2 separate regions of the Mus musculus genome follow, and region 1 is linked to region 2. A link is a loop called in an ENCODE intact Hi-C map of the cell type or tissue named here. Cell type or tissue: heart. All regions are shown on one strand. Links, peaks and the distances in the headings refer to the core of each region. The heading gives the core; the rest is flanking DNA. Region 1 overlaps Thrb (thyroid hormone receptor beta). Region 2 has its middle 72 kb from the start of Nr1d2.

Region 1 (2,825 bases), core at 323-2,822, 240 kb after region 2:
GATTGCCTTAGGTGATATTATTAGTATATGAATAACTGACACAAATAATGAAAAAGGCAAAGACAACGATGGAAAAGAGTAACAAATACAAACAGGAAGCTTCATGTGAGTGGCCAATAAACATGTAAAAAATGCTTAACTCCAGGGATAATAAAAATGTAAATAAAGTTATGTCACTCGTAGCAAACAACTTCACACAGAAGGAAACACTAAGCCCACTGTTGTAAGCCCAGGGTATCACTGCAGCAGCCCTGTGCTGGGACCCTCAGTAATAATGATCATAAAGGGAATCAGATAAAGAAAACAAGATGCTGATGAGGTGGAAGGAACAAGCAGCCAGGAGGAAGAAGTGCTGGTGAAATCACAAGGGCTGGTCAGAGTGTGGCTTACATCCCAGGTCCAGGAGTACTACACTGACTGTAATAGTGTGGCTTACATCACAGGCCCAGATGTCTGCACTAATGGTAGTGGTATGGTTTATATCACAGGCCTGGGAAGACCAAGTAACTTTATGCTCATCCTAGTCTCATGAAGTGAGGCTCTACACAAATGCTACAAATCTTGGCTGCTGCAGCCTCAGAAACAGTGTATAGGTTCTTGGTTTGTTAAATAAGGCCAAAAAGCTTTTGCTTTGTTGTTAGGAATGCTAAATGTTCACATCTTAGAACCAATCCCTTTGTGCTGTGAATCATGGCTTTACTCAAAATAAAGCTCATTATGGTATCATAAATGACTAGCTCATTCCCTCAGATTACCTGGAAATAGAGCTTAATTGCCCAACCAATAAAATATCTTATGAAGGTACTTTCTTACCTTCCTCTTTAAGAATTATTCAGTGAGTGATGTCATATAGTCCTAATTTCAGATTAGGCAAGTCAGTGAGATGAAGTTTTGGCAAGACCCAGCTCCAACAGATGATGTTAACTCCAGAAAACAAACACATTTCCATCAAATACATTCAAAATACACATTTCACAAGCTTTGTAGCTAAAAGAGCCTCTACACCACTGCTCCTCAATGTGTGGGTTGTAACCCCTTGGAGGGGGTGGTATTGAACAAACGTTTCACTGGGGTCACATATCAGATATCCCACATGCTAGATATTTGCTATTATCATTTTATATTACTATTCTTAAAAGTAGCAAATTTATAGTTATGAAGTAGCAACAAAAATAATTTTACAGCTGAAGGTCACCACCACGTGAGGAACCGCATTAAAGGGTAGCAGAGTTAGCAAGGTTGAGAACCAGTGCTTTGTATGAAATGCTGGCTTGCTGCTAGGAAGACTCGTCATTCCTAACTCCACTCGTTTAATGCTGGCTGTCTTCTCATAAGAGTTAATTGATGTTCTTTAATGCTTAACAACCATGGTACTTGTTATGCTTTCTGAAGAGAAAGAATGCATACTTGGTTTTTAAATTATGCACCTAGAGTAAGCATGGTTCCAACGGTTTTCGTCTTTACTGTGGTCTCCCTTTAGGCATCCAATGATGCTATGGCTGGAGCCTGCAGTGAAGGGGAGGGAGAAAAAGAACTGCTTCATTTCACACACAAATAAAAGCCTCTACTGTAATGATTTTCTTATCTGAGCCCATTTACACCCACAGCCTATCTATGGAGTAGGCTCTTTTTGTGAATGCAGCTGCCTGAGTCTCTGGAGAAAAAGCATACTGGAAGTTAGGACAATCCCTCCCACTAGGAGGCAGCTCAGCCTGCAAGGTGGAGATCTGGCTTAGTCTCTGTCTAGTAGCAGCCCTGGTTCCTAGCCCAGAGCTTCAGCTTCAGGTTCTGCTCAGCACTGGTGTGAGCTGAAGCTAGAGAAATCCTCCAGGCCTCCTGGGGACTCTACAGAGAAGACCAGCAAAGACAGCCCATCGCCAAAACTGGCCTTCCACCTTCACTAGAAAACAGTCAAGCCTACTTAGTAATGTACAGTTGAAGTCTCTTCATGCTGTAGTGTCAGGATGGGGGGACCCATGACAAGACACTGAATGGATTATAGAAGCAGAATATCTATTTACTACCTTTTATAACCAGAGATCAGATGAATCCTTAATCAATCAACCAACCATGCAACAATCAACCAATATTGCCAATTTTTGTTCTAGAGGCACATGGATGAATGGTCACTACATATCTGCCTCCCACAGCAAGCAAATATTATCCACGTTCACATTAAATATTGCTATTTCTATGTCTCAGGATGTAGGTTCTCTAGAGTCTCTTCCTTTGGGAGCATCTTCATGGGCAACTCATGGTGGAATACAGGGCTATTGCCATGTACCTCACGAGACCATTCGGACTTTCTCCGACAGGAACAGCATCCCTGTTTGCAGTGCTATGACTTGCTGTCTGTTGCCTGTGTGCTTTCACATAGATGTAGGAACAGAGACAGAGATTGTCACACTTTCTGCCCAGGGCTGCCTTTTAGATCCTTGGGCACGTGGAGGCTGTGGCTGAGATGGAGTCACAATAATTTCCCACCTCATGGTTTCTGCATGGAAGTGGGTGACACGAGTGAAGAAGAACCTGACCTTGTTGTCAGTGGAACAGAAGGGGGAGTGGTGTTTTCTGACATGAAGTAACCTGTGGAGAGGGCGTGTAATTCTGAGCCCTTATTCCAACAGTGCAAGCCATTCCGGTTTGCCCAGGTGCTCTATCTTTTGTCAAATCAAGAGTTCAAGCCCTGATGGGTAGGGAGGCAGGGTGCGATGCTTTGTTGATAATGGTTTGATCACAGTTGCTTTGGGTTCTCAGGTGTATTAGAGAATGGACTCTCAAAGGAACTGACTGGCTATTTGGTCCATTCTAGGGTGGGGGAGTGG
Region 2 (2,825 bases), core at 126-2,625:
AGGGTTTTCCTTAGGTTTATAGTTCCAGACATGGATTTCCTCCTATGGAGCAGGTCTCAATTTCAATCAGAAAAAGGTTAGTTAACTTCATAACTATAAGGTGGGAATGGTAGCTTGCAGGGTTAAATGCTGGATAAGAGCATGGATGGCTTTTCCCCCCGTGGCGTGCCTTCTGACACTATGAAACTCACCAGCAGGGAAGAAGTTTCCAGGTCAGTTCTTCTTGGTTTCTCTGTGTTCTGCAACCAATGTATGTGATGCTTGTAGCAATAAGATCTTATTGGTTGCTCTAGTGGGCAACTGAGAATAATGGGAAAGGGAGATTTTCAGTTGATAATCATTTCTGTTCAGGAACAACATTATCTGCTACCACTCATGCAGGGTAGTTCTGGCCAAACTTTCTATATTTAAAATTATATATTTTAACCAGTAAATAAGATAGAAAATTCCACATGGGTTTTCCATGCGTATTTTGTTTTGGTGAATCCCTCCCCTACCCTCCTGTTTTTCTCATACCTCTTCCTCATTCTCACTTAAATCTTTCTGTCATGACGTGCTTTTTCCACTCATAGTGGAAATTCAAACTCAGTTTCTTATGCTGTACAGTTGGCCTTTACTGAGTATCTCCGAAACTTCTGCAGATTAGAAGAGGTGGTCTGATCCAGCCTCCAGAATTAGTCATATTTAAATATTTAGACTATTTAAATTTTCTATTATGCACTTTGTATGCATTTACAATGAGACTGGCTTATATTTTTCCTCTTACACAGTCCCTTTTGGTTTTAGTATCATTATTATGTTAATCTCATATTAAGAGTTTTCAACCTGTATCTGTGAGATAAGCTTCTATATATGGCCTGGAAATTATAACTCTGTAGGGTATAACTCTGTAGGTTTGTAGGTTTGAAATCCTGTGTGACATTGATTCTCTTTTGGAAGTGGTGTGTGTGTGTTGTTCTACTTAAATTTTTAGAAAGCCTTTTCACATTGTAAGATAGATAGCTTTTGTGGTGAAAAATATAACTTTAAATTTTTAAATTTTTATTTAATCTGTATGGGTGTTTTGATGGTATGCATGCCTGTGCTTCACATTCTTGCAATGTCAGTAGAAGCCACAAGAGGGCACCAGATCCCTTCATAATAGACTTACAAATGGTAGTGAGCTGCCCTGTGAATGCTAGGAATCAAACCCTGATCCTCTACAAGTGCTCCTAACCACTGAGCCTTATCTTCAGTTCATGAAACATTAATTAAAAAATCTGAGAGTTTTAAATTGTGTTGCAGTAAGACCTACATTTTTTTTTGAATATGAGTTTTTGTGGCATAAGTAGAAAACCTTATTCCACATGAGCTTGAATTCAAATAGGTTGTAAGGTCAATTGTTTCTTCTTATTCTTATTTACTCTTATTGTTATTGTGCATGTGGAAAAGCATGGGTGTGGAGGTTGAGAAGTTTTCCATTTGCTCTTCCTCTTCCACCATTATGTGGGTCCTGAGGCTGAACAGAGATGGTCCGGTCATACGGTGAGGGCCTCTACTCACCGAGCCTTTCTTATTCCTTTGGTGCAGATATACTTTTAATTGTGTGAAGATTTGGGGGTGAGGCATATAAAAGGCCTTTGCTGAGTTGCTTGCTTGCTTTACTTTTCTTCCTTCTGAAGTCTGGTTGTTGTGGTGGCTACCAAAGCAATTCATGTCATATTAATGTTTGGCAATATTTTCCAGATGATTCAGAGTTATCTTGGAGTCGGAAACTTTGGCTGTATGTATTCTGAATGACTTGGTAGTTCTGAGGCCTTTGTGAGTTTTTGCTTAGGCTGTGCTTGAAGTAGGCACTGCAGACTTGAGGGTGCAAGCCAGTTCTTTAAAAATATTCTTTGAAAATTTCATATGTGTATACAGTGCATTTTAATAAATAATATCTACTCTACTCTCCCCTTCAATGCCTTCCTCTCCTTCCTCATATCTCTCTCCCAGGTCATAATTTTCTTTTAAAAAATAACCCACTAAGTTCAATAAGTTCTACCCATATATGCATGGATGTGGAGATATCCACCAGAGCATGTGCAAACTTACCAGGGGCCACCCTGTCAAAGAAATGTGGCCTTTCCTCTTCAGCAGACATCACCTGCCAAACCTCCTCAGTTAGGGGTGAGATGTTGTTGCTGTGTGCTATGAGTGCCCTGCTCCTGTCATGTGCACAACACAATATGTATTTCACAGCAATCTCCCATAACCTCTTCCGAACCTGTGATGGGAGAAAGAGTGTGATATAGACGTCTCATAGAGGACTGAGCCCTGACTGAGCTCTCAACCTCATGAGTCTCAGTTGAACGGGGTGATTAAAAGTAAACAAATCCTAACACTGCATGAAGTGTAATGCAGAGGTGCAGAGAGGGAAGCAGGCATGGGCTCCTAGTGTGTGCTGTTATACCACAGACTATTCCCCTTGAACCTGGTTAGCTCTGTCATATTTCTTGATGACAGAATACAGTACAGATAACATCACAACTTTGCTTCATATTTTCAATCTCTTTACTCCTTTCCCATACATTCTGAGAAACCTGTTTGCTTTTATTAATATCTTCCCAGCTGCATCTATTGTTCCCTTTATGAACTTCCCAGCTCTAACTGATTCCTTTCCCATCCTTCTTCCAAACTCTCCTAATGGAGCATTAGCATTTCCCATTGGGTGGTAGCTTTGTTTGTTGTCATGTTCTGATAGCTTAATGTTGGAGCATCAGCTGGAGCTTATCTTTCTTTTTTATTGGATATTTTCTTGATTTACATTTATTTATCCCCTTTCCTGGTTTCCCCTCTGAAAA

What was found. A loop is a pair of places that touch in the nucleus more often than their neighbours do. Peaks named below come from ENCODE experiments on the same cell type or tissue, not always from the same donor. Only the 100,000 strongest peaks of a DNase experiment are listed, where the experiment ranks them.
Region 1: a loop joins it to region 2, with 2.5 times the contacts of the local background. A loop is called at or near these places in 3 of 42 quality-filtered maps.

The regions. Positions count from the first base shown.
Region 1 is chr14:17,926,557-17,929,381 of GRCm38, reverse strand. All of the region lies in intron 3 of Thrb (thyroid hormone receptor beta), which reads right to left. Among named protein-coding and RNA genes, the nearest start is that of Thrb, 270 kb to the right of the region's middle. In heart, for the core only: a CTCF peak has its summit at 1,700; no DNase peak of the experiment used is centred there.
Region 2 is chr14:18,165,534-18,168,358 of GRCm38, reverse strand. No RefSeq gene overlaps it. Among named protein-coding and RNA genes, the nearest start is that of Nr1d2, 72 kb to the left of the region's middle. In heart, for the core only: a CTCF peak has its summit at 1,112 (motif pointing right); no DNase peak of the experiment used is centred there.